Linked DNA regions of Homo sapiens: region 2 is linked to region 1. The links are chromatin loops, found by intact Hi-C in ENCODE. Cell type or tissue: heart left ventricle. All regions are shown on one strand. Each heading gives the region's core, and the rest is flanking DNA. Links, peaks and the distances in the headings are about the cores only.

What was found. Hi-C counts contacts between places; a loop is a spot of excess contacts. Peaks named below come from ENCODE experiments on the same cell type or tissue, not always from the same donor. Only the 100,000 strongest peaks of a DNase experiment are listed, where the experiment ranks them.
Region 2: a loop joins it to region 1, with 2.8 times the contacts of the local background. A loop is called at or near these places in 14 of 110 quality-filtered maps.

Annotation. Positions count from the first base shown.
Region 1 is chr4:3,878,014-3,883,490 of GRCh38, reverse strand. It overlaps the pseudogene OR7E163P. Among named protein-coding and RNA genes, the nearest start is that of ADRA2C, 110 kb to the right of the region's middle. RefSeq lists a silencer at 2,618-2,677 and enhancers at 2,876-3,431, 3,432-3,989. In heart left ventricle, for the core only: a CTCF peak has its summit at 2,706 (motif pointing right); DNase peaks (open chromatin) are centred at 2,780 and 3,560; H3K27me3 peaks cover 5,000 bases.
Region 2 is chr4:3,573,486-3,578,742 of GRCh38, reverse strand. It overlaps LINC00955 (long intergenic non-protein coding RNA 955), which reads right to left and starts at 1,874. Exons shown (of 3, transcript NR_040045.1): 1 at 1,620-1,874. In heart left ventricle, for the core only: no CTCF peak of the experiment used is centred there; a DNase peak (open chromatin) is centred at 2,962.

The DNA of each region.
Region 1 (5,477 bases), core at 187-5,186:
TCCTTGGTATGCTGAGTGCCGGTCCCCTAAGCCCACTGTTGTTTCTCCATACTTTGTCTCTGTGTCTTATTTCTTTTCTCAGTCTCTCATCCACCCGACTAGAAATACACACAGGGGTGGAGGGGAAGGCCACCCCTTCAAGTGAGTGCTGAGGGACGGTCGGGAGCCTTGTTTGTTTCCTCATCCTCAGGACAAACAGGAGAGTGCAGTGGGCAGATGTGAGGAGACCAATATGCAACCTCTGTGCTCAGCAGACTGTGGAGTTTCTGTTCTTGGTTGTGCTGGGGGTCTCAGAAATCTTATTCAAAATTTTGCTTTCCTCCCCCACTGGTTGTCCTTTTGATAGACACCTCCTCACCCATGATAGCAGGGAATCAGTCCCTCTAAACTATTCCCTAAGAACAACAAAGGGATTATGAAGGTGATGATGAGGATAAAGAGGATGACGACAGACACCATGGCATCGTGAACCCTTACTGAGGGCTTCCTAAAGGCCAGGCTCTGAGCTCTGTGCTCTATACAGCTGGTTTCATTTCATCTGCATAGTCTCCACGTTATTAGTGCACATTTCATGATGATTTTACAGACTAGAAAAGGCGCAACGGAGTTTCATGTAGCTTGTACCAGATCATGAAGTCAAAAAGGGTGAAGTCCAATTTGAACCAGGCAGTCTAAGTCCAGACACATGGCATTGGGCCAGTCGTCTCCCTGCATCCAACCTGCCCTCTCAAATCCTTGTCACTCAGGCCGATGCCCCTTCTCACTGTGCCCTTCCCTTTGGGGGTTCCTTGTAGACCACAGCTAGACCAGTGGGTGCCGCAATCACTGTGTCATGTATAGAAAGAGCAGCTGAGATCACATCGAGGATTCCAGAAACAATCGGCACAGGATCATTCGGGACACATCTCTCCCTTGCCCCTGTTCCTGGCTTGCCTTACAGCTCTCAACTTCCTCAAAGGAGTCATCAATTCGGAGTTTGGCTTCCATTCCTATTGAGGAAGCTGGAAAGTGTTTCAAAAATGCTCCTTCCATGTGCCTGTGGTTAAGACCTCTGAGCTCTGCTTAAAACTTTTTGAAGCTGGGCGCGGTGGCTCACGCGTGTAATCCCAGCCCTTTGGGAGGCTGAGGCAGGTGAATCACAAGGTCAGGAGTTCGAGACCAGCCTGACCAACATGGTGAAACCCTGTCTCTACTAAAAATACAAAAAAAAAAAAAATTAGCCAGGCATGGTGGCGTATGCCTGTAATCCCAGCTACTGGGGAGGCCGAGGCAGGAGACTCCTTTAAAGCCGGGAGACAGAGGTTGCAGTGAACCAAGATCATGCCACTGCACTCCAGCCTGGGCAACAGAGCAAGACTCTGTCTCAAAAAAATAAATACATAAAAATTACGAAAAAAAGTGCTTAGATGGGCTTGGCAAACTTTAGCCATTAGCTCACGTACCACTTTGGAAGGGCATACCTTCAGTCACTTCACCCTTTAATTCCTTTGCTCAAGACTAAAGTTCTGAGAGGAAGTCTAATCAGCTGAGTTGTGTCCATGTGGGCAGTGCAGGAAAGGGTGCAGCGGGAGGCGGCTCCAGGGACGTCTTTGGCTTCCATCATGGGGGAGCAGGCGCGTGGATTATCCACCCTAACAAATTTGGACAAAGGAAAACGAGGTTCTCTGAGGAAGGAGACATAGAGCCCAAGGAGCTAACCAAGAGACAAATAGTCATCCTGTCTTGTCATTTTCTTTTACACATGTGTGTACATTATCTTACACTTATCACTTTGTTTTCTTTCTCTCCTTTAATTGCAGCCTGCTGCCAAAAGTTAAAATAAAATGAACATATTGAGATAGCTCAGTAACTGACTTTTGGTCAATTGCCTTTTCATATAGTGAACAGCTGCCCAAACGATTGTCTCTGTCACTGTGCAAATTTGCAAGCGTTTGCATGATCACTCCCAATCCCCCAACACAGGGCTGTGTTACAGCACAATTTAGTTCAGTGTTTTGCTCTCTGCAACAGGGAGGTTCTCATCCATTGCAGGTTGCAGTAAAAACAGGGGTACCATAAGCAACCACCTCTTTCCTCAACGATGTGATGGAAGCAAACGCCAAGTAGCTCCATGTATCCAACTTAAAAATATAAAAAGTTACGCCCGTGGGCTGTGGTGCCATCTTTGGTTCAATGTAACACCAGGGGTGAGAAACAGACAACTTCTAGCCTCCAAGGAGACCCTGGGGCATGGCGGCAGACCCTCGCTGCACTGAAGGGTGTCCGGGGCTCCAGGACTCAGGCAGCCAGCGGTGCGGCCCCACCTCTCCACCGTCCGCCTCTGGGAGCCTCGGTTTCCTCAGCAGGGATCATGACACTTCATGGCTGCTCTCATGGAGGCGGAGGCTTTGTCATCGCCTCTTTGTGGATAAAGGAAATAAGGCCCAGAGACGTTGATTAACCACCCAAGGTCACACAGCCAGAATCTAAGCCCAGGTCTGTCCAAGGCCTATCCAGCTCTTTCTTCCAGGAAGGCCCTCCCTCTTCCTTCCCGTCTCCCCGTCACCCATCTCTTTCCTCCTCCTGTCCTCTTCTCACCTCTTCTTGCCTCCCCTCCCCTCTTTCCTCCCTTCTTCCCCTCTCCTCCCTCAATTTCTCCTTCCTTCCTCTCTCCTCCCCAAGCTCTCAGGTGAACGTGCGTCCCACCTCTTATGGCGAATGGACAGCAGGTGGCAGCAAACCCCGCCTTCCTGCGCGGGAGCCGGCCTCAGCCCGTGAAACGATGAGAACTGGGCTGCAGAGCCTGAGCTGGGCGGGCGTGAGTTTGCAGATCTGCAGGAGGAACCCGGTGCAGGCGCCTCTGGCAGGGGTGGAGGTTGGGGTGCCCAGGCCTGGTGGCGGGGCGGGGCAGGGGGGTCACCTGCAGGCGTGTGGCCGGGGGAGGGACGGCTCCCAGCTCAGCATCTGGGCAGAACAGCTCCTTGGGGGTGGGAAGGTTCCCCGCAGCGCTTCATCCTTCTAAGTGAATATGCAAATCCCCTCCTCCCGCTCGAGAGGGAACTTCTGCGGACCCTCCTCAGGCAGCCCCAGGGCAGCAGCCCGTCCTCTGGGCGCCATCCTGACAGCGCCCTGGCAGCGCAGCAGACGCTTAGTCCGCACCTGTTCTGGACAGGGGTGGGAGACACCAGGATTGTGGCCACAGGTCCCTACCCAACATGGGTACCTAGTGAACAGAGCGCAGCCTGCCCAGTCAAAGGGCTGGGCCCTTCCTGCACAGGGGTCGCCTTGCTTGGGTGCATCTTGAAGGAAGGTCAGAGACACCCAAAAGGACTGGGCTGAGGGAGCAGCGTCTGGGTCCAGGGCACAGCCTGGGCAGAGGCCAGAGGGCAGCAGGCCTGAGTGTGGGATGCAGATCTTGGGGTAGAGGCCAACTCCACGCAGGGAGGCCCCTCCCGCCGGCGGGTGGTCATGGCTGATTTGAGCCTGTTGTTATTGTTGGCAAATTAACAATACACTGTTAATTGCATGTGGCTGAAAGTAAAAATTAATAAGGAAACAAGTGGGCCCTGCTGAGCTGCTCGCGTCGGGGCTGTGGTTCCCACGCTGGGGCTGCGGCTCTCGCGCCGGGACTGTGGTTCCCACGCCGGGGCTGTGGCTCTCGCGCCGGGGCTGTGGTTCTCGCGCCGGGGCTGTGGCTCTCACGCGCTCCTCCTCGGCTTCCGAACCGGAACACAGCTGCAGCCTCTATAGACTCCTTCCGTGGCGCTTCAGTGCTGAGCCCTAGCAGACTCCTCCTGGCCAGACTTTCCTGGCTCCTCTGATACCTCATTGCCACCGGGCCTCCACCCGGGGCTTTGGATTCATCTCTGCTGGTTTAGGGAGAACCTCTGACCTCTGCTATCTCTCCCCTCCGTGAATGATCCGGTTCCTCATCCCCCACCTGTGAGTTCTGACTCCTCGGCCGCCTTCAGCAAGAATCTCCTGCCCTTAACTTCTCATCTCAGTCTTTTGCCATCCCCCGAGGCCCTTGGCTATCAGCCCCCACTAGTCCTTGTGGCAGGGGCTATGAACCCCCTCCTCCTTGGCTAGAGACTCCCGCTTGTCCTCGTGGTCTTCGGCGTTGAGCTCAATCTCTCCCTGTTGTGGTCATCCTGACGGCTGCTGCGATAGTCTTGAATAGAGTCTTCCTCACTGTTTTAAGTGTCAGGATCGTGTTCTATGTACTCCCACCCCCGGCTTCTCCTGCCCCCTCAGCTGGCCCGGCATTTTCCCTGGGAGCCTTCATCACAGGTCAGTGGATGCCATATGTTTCTGAGCCGGGGTGTGAACTCTGTTTCCATTCTTAGATAACTTGTTCTCCCTGTGACTTAAGCATGACCTTATAGTTTAATTTTCTTCCTCTATGGGGGACCTATTCGTGAGTGTAATAAGGGTTTTCTGCATCCCTGTATTCCAGATGTATATTTCCAGGATACAGGGCTGCTTTTAAGTACCAAAATATTCATATTTTTGTTGGTATCATGCCAATACTTCAGTATGTTGAAAGTTCTGAGACCTGATTCCATTTACACAAAGTAGAAGAACAGACAAAAGTAATCTGTGCTGTGAGTCAGAACTGGCATCACCTGTGGGAATAGGCGGGGCCCGAGGGGGCTCCTGAAGTGCTGGTTCCCTAGTGTGGGCACTGGTTACTCAGGAATCTTCACTTTGTGCATTTCCCCAAGCTGCAGCCTTAGGGGAAGAGTGTCTGACCTGTTTTGTGGTCCTCTCCCTATCCCCATTTTTCTGCCCCCAAATGCTTTACAGACTTGACACTCATCCAGCAGTGCTTTTTTCCAATGCCCAAGCATAGCTCTCAAACGTCTGTCCCATGCATTTTCCTTTTGAGCTGCTCCCCGGTCCCCTATGTCACACCACACTCAGGCTGCAACGGGCTCTCCAGGCCTGGGCACCGTGTATGTCCCCACACTCCCCATGAACTGGTTCCTGGGTGAGAGCCACTAGCTCTCAAATTGTGAGCCCCCTCACTGAGGTCCGTCCCTCATTGACTTACACCTTCTAGAGCAAGCTTGTCCAACTGTGGCCCATGGACTGCATGTGGCCCAGGACAGATTTGAATGCAGCCCAACACAAATTTGTAAACTTTCTTAAAACATGAGGGGTTTTTTTTGCAATTTCTTTTTTCTTTCTTTCTTTCTTTTTTTTTTTTTAAGCTCACCAGCTATTGTTAGTGTTAGTGTATTTTATGTGTGGCCCAAGATAATTCTTTTCCAGTGTGGCCCAGAGAAGCCAAAAAATTGGACACCCCTGCTCTAAAAGTCTCTTAAGGAAAGAAGCATGGAATGGAACTTGTAAATTCCACTTATTCTGACAATATCTTGATTCATCCCTCAAACCTGATTGATAGTTTGGCTGGGTATCAAATTCAGGGCTGAAAATCATTTTTACCTTGGCCCATCCAAGGCCTTGCTCACTGACTCACAGCCTCCAGTGCTGCC
Region 2 (5,257 bases), core at 258-5,257, 300 kb after region 1:
TGAATGTGTAGGAGGATCATGCATGAATGGGTGAGTGGATGTCATGGGTATATGGGTATAGGAGAGGTAGATAAGTATGTGTACAGATGGGCAAAGGGAAGGATGTGGGCGTGTTATGGGGTGGTTGGGTAGGTTGACGGATGGATGGGTGGATAAGTATTGTGTTACATGGGAGAAAACAAGTTTAGTTAGGTTGATGGGTGAATGGATGAGTGAGTAGTTGGATATAGACATGGAAGCTGGCTAGCTGGGTGGATGGATGATGGGTGAGTGAATGGATGGGTGGGTGATGAAAGAAAGGGAGGACGGATGGGTGGATGGATGGATGAGTGAGTGAATGAATGGATAGGTGGGTGAATGGAATAGGTGGATGGATGGATGGACGGATGGATGGATGGATGGATGGATGGATGGATGGATGGATGATGAAAGAAAGAAAGCATGAAAGGATGGGTGGGTGAATAGAATAGGTGGATGAATGGATGGATGGTTGGAAGGATGGATAGATAAGTGAATAATGAATGGGTGGACGAATATGTGGATGAATGGATGGATGGGTGGATAGATGGATGATGAAAGAAAGAAAGGGTGAATGGATGGGTGGATGGGAGAGTGAATAAATGAATGGGTGGATGAATGGGTAGATGGATGGATGGGTGGATGGATGAATGAATGAGTGAGAGGATGGGTGGGTGATGAAAGAAAGGAAGGATGAAAGGGTGGACGGGTAGGTGGATGAATGTATGATAGGATGGAAGCTGGCTGGATGTGGGGGTGGATGAGTTGAATGGACAGATGGGTAAGAGGGTGAGTAAGTGGGTGGATGGTGAAGGAATTAATAATGTTATTATTATAAACATTATTATTATTATATGAATAAGTTTCTGGTTTAGAAGACTAGTATCCTTCTGAGAGCTCTCTCAGAGTGTCAGGCTCTACAAATTTGCTTCCTTGGGCTGCCCCTCTCTGGGTTGTTTCCCCATTTGCTCCATGAGTGTGAAGGAGTAGATTGGCCAGATTAGCTGCGCCTGCTCCAGGGGCCCAGCCCAAGCCCAGGTGCCTGGGAGTCACACTCCAGGACACTCGACCCCTGCCCTCTGGGGCCAGGGTCAGCAGCCTCTGGCCAGACCCCTCTTCTTAAAACAAGCTCAGGTAGGGAGAGAACACTGCCCTGCTGGTGGTTGCCATGGAAAATCCTTCATTGCTTGTTTTTCTCCTCGACTGATTAAGAAAAGGGAGTCATAAAATGACAGGGCGTCACTGGGCCTTGCCGCTGGCCAGCTTTGACTTATCCCCTGACATTTCCCAGGAGCCAGCTAACCTTTTCTGCCACAAATAGACTGAAGCGGGTCCCTTGAGGCAGTCTAGCCTGAACAGAGTCCATCTCAGGGGAGGTCAGGACCCGGGATACAGCAACAGGAGCCGGGTCATTCAAATAACCAGGAAGGAGAGCAGACAGTGCTGGGACCGAGAGCACAGCGAGGACCCTAAGGAAGCCACCAAAAAACAGCCTTCGCAACAGTCAGGACTGCTGTCAGGACCACCAGGCAGAGCCCAGGGAGCAAACACCTGCTCTCCCTCCCTGGGGTCCCCGCTGTGTTCCCAGGCATGACACTCACCTCCCAGAGCAGCAGCCTGGCCTCTGCTCCTCTCCGGGCAGAAACGACACAGGGATGCTCCCCAGTCAGTGTGCTGGGGTCCTAGGGGCGTTGGCGACGCCGGGGCAGGTTCCACCATAGATCCTGCTGCCTCAATCCAGAGGGCTTTCGGAAGGCGCCCCTGCTATGGCATCGCAGAGGGAGGAGACCCGGGATGTGGCCCAGCAGGGCTGTGTATACACCAAGATGCCTCCGTCTGCCCTTCCAGCTGTAAATCAAGACTCAGCCGTGGAGAGGGAGGATAAAGTCCACAGGGGCTGAACCTCCTCCCCAGCCCTGGTCTCAGCCTCAGGATAGAAGACTTTAACCCCAGAAGGCCCTCAGGAGGCCAGGCAAGCCAACACCCTCGAACCTGTGCCACGATGGGGGGCGATGGGGCGAGGACAGAGCCTGGAGTCACAGACCAGGAAACTGGGTTGCCTCAGCTCACCCAGGGTCCCAAGGCCAGGACAGGGCAGAGCCGAGACCAAAGTCCCTGCGAGGCCGCCCTCATGAAGGGACTCGGGAGGGTTCACTGGGTGAATGGATGAGCCTGTACAGTGAATGAAGGCCGAGCCCACGGCTGGGAGCTGCCATCCCCGGCTTCCTCTGAATACAGACAGCCTGATGCGCAGGTCTCAGATCTGGAAGGGGGCCTGGGCCCCTTGACCCCATCTCTTCATTTACTGCTGGGGAAACCGAGGGCCAGCCTGCCACAGTAATGCCGTGGGTGCCTGAGTCATCTCCTCCTCCTCCTCTTCCTTCTCCTCCTCCTCCTCTTCCTCCCCCTTCCTCATCTCCCCCTTTCCTCCTTCTCTTCCTCTTCCTCCCTTCCTCCCACCCGTCTCCCTCTCCTGAGCCCCAGCTCTGCTCTGCCACCAGGCCTTGTCCCTTTTAGGGTCCAAAAGAGCAGGTCCTGCCCTGGGGCCAGTCAGCATGAAAAGGGATGACCATCTCTTCCTCCAGAGGACAGGGACTCTATGCCCCAGGCACTCCAAGGTCAAACCTGGCTCCCACTCAGACTATGAAGACAGCATCCACTGGGTCAGAGTCATGAAGCCACGGGTCCCAGGGGACAGCTCAGGTGGCCACAGGGCCAGACTGGCAGGCTGCCCTCTGCCTCCTGTTAGCACAAACACCCCTCCCCTCAGGCCTGAACTCTGACATGAGCCAGTGGGCACCGGGCCCTGTCAGGAACAGGAGGAGGCCACAGCCATCCTCAGGAGAGAACAAAGGACACACAGGCCTCCGGGGAGAGCAGTGGGTGGCAGTGACAGGAGGGGCTACTCAGAATTCATGAGCGAGGGCCAGGCAGCTTGGCCACCTTGGAGGAGCCGCTGCACCTATCCAAGCCCAGGTTTCCCTGCTGAAGGCAGCACCGGTGTCTCCTCCTGGGGGTGTTGAGAGGGTCATCCCAGGCCAGGGAGGTCGAAGGGCTCTGTGAGCTGTGAAGCGCTGGGCACCTGTGGGGCGGGGGCGTTCATCCTGCGGTCAGTCTGCCCTGGAGGGCGGAACACCTACGCACTGTTCCAGCGGGAGGGGTATGGCGTCCAGTGAGGCCCAGCTCCCCGAGCCTTTCCTGATGGCACTGGAAGACAGGCAGCATCCCAGAAACATATAAAAGGCCCAGGGGCTGGTGCTGGGGGCACATGACCGGGGCGACCCTGGGCTGGGCTGTGTACCCCCGGAGCACTGCAGCAGACAGAGCAGGGGTGCGAACTCCAGGGTCCCAGGATCCATCTCCTTCCCTGCAACAAACCCCTCTCTGCTGGAAATCCCTGGAGCGGTTCCTCCATCCTGCTCTGAACCTCCTTGACTGATCCCACCGACCGGTGCACTGCACAGCTGCCTGGAGACCAGAAGATTCCATACGTCTCCCTCCACCTGCCCAACACCCACAAGCCCAGGAGGCTGCCCTCCATAATTCTGGCTTTTCTGCGTATTTTTCAAAGCACAGGGCACTGGAAGAATGCCTGCATGAGACATTCTTGCAAGCCAGAGCCCGCTGGAGGCATGCAGGAGAGCAAAACCTCCCTGCTGTGTCTGCAGATTTGCACACATTTCTGGGAAATAAACCTGCGGCCCCTCCTCTCCCCGAGACGTTGGTTTATCTTCCAGGGCAAAAGGATACCGTCTTTTCTGTGGCAAAGATGGGGGCGAGATGGCTAGCAGTCCCCTTAGAAGATCAAGGGTTTCCTCGGCTGACACAAACCTGCTCTGTTTGCCCCCTGAGATGTGGGGGACAAGGCAGAGGGATAAGGACATGCTGTACCCTGAGTAATAAATGGTCAGGACCCTTCAGGCTTGTCGCTTCCTTACTGGTCACGTTTATGGAAGTGTGGCGCAAACGTGGCCGCTACTTGGTCAAGTGACTGCGAGTTCCCGTGCGTCTCGGGTCACCAGTGTTTCTCCCTGGCTGTGCCCACACCTCACCTGGCCTCCCAGGCCCTGTCTCCCTGAGCTTCTCACAGCACGCTCCCTCGCGGTCTGTGTACCGCCTCTTGGGTCGCCTTCCACACCTTGAAGCAGGAGTGTGAGTTCCTTCCGCGGACCCGGTGCGGGCTCCTGTGGCCCCGCTCAGCCCGTTCTCATCCTTCAGGGAGTCTCAGATTATTTTTGTTTGTTGTTTCTTTTTTTTTCCTTCCAACTTCTATTTGAGGTTCTAGGTATACACGTGCAGGTCTGTTACACGGGTAAACCGCGTGTCACGGGGTCTTGGTGTACAGATTATTTCATCACCCAGGCACTGTGCATTGTACCGACAGGTGGTTTTTTTTTGTTTTTTTTTTTTGTTTTTTGTTTTTTGTTTTGTTTTTTTTTCTGAGATGGAGTCTTGCTCTGTCACCAAGGCTGGAGTGCAGTGGCACGATCTCGGCTCACTGCAACCTCTGCCTCCTTGGTTCAAGCAATTCTCTGCCTCAGCCTCCCGAGTAGCTGGGATTACAGGCACCCTCCGCCAAACCTGGCTAAATTTTTTTGTGTATTTTTAGTAGAGACGGGGTTTCACTATCTTGGCCAGGCTGGTCTTGAACTCCTGACCTCGTGTTCCACCTGCCTTGGCCTCCCAAAGTGCTGAGATGACAGACAGGAGCCACTGCGCCCAGCCAACAGGTGGTTTTTCTATGCTGACCCTCCTCCCGCCTCCGCCCTCAAGTGGGCCAGTGTCCATGTGTCCATCTGTACTCAATGTTTAGCTCCCACTTACAAGCGAGAACATGTAGTATTTGGTTTTCTGTTCCCATGTTCCATCACTTGGACAGGAGTCTCAGAATAAACACAGCCTCCTCAAGAGAGGCCTTCCCTGGCCACTTTCCCAAAACTAGTCACCCCTCTCCCACGTGTCACACGCCCCTCCCGTCCGCCTCACACCCCTCTCCCACGTGCCACACCCCCTCCCCCCACCTCACACCCCTCTCCCACCCGTGTCACACCCCCTCCCCCATCTCACACCCCTCTCCCACGTGTCACACCCCCCTCCCGTCGGCCTCACACCCCTCTCCCACCTGTGTCACACCCCCTCCCGCCACCTCACAGCCCTCTCCCACCCGCATAGCCCTTCTCACTCTGGTTTTCATGCCATCTTATTCCAGGTCCTCTGCAGAGGAGACACCAAGCGGGAT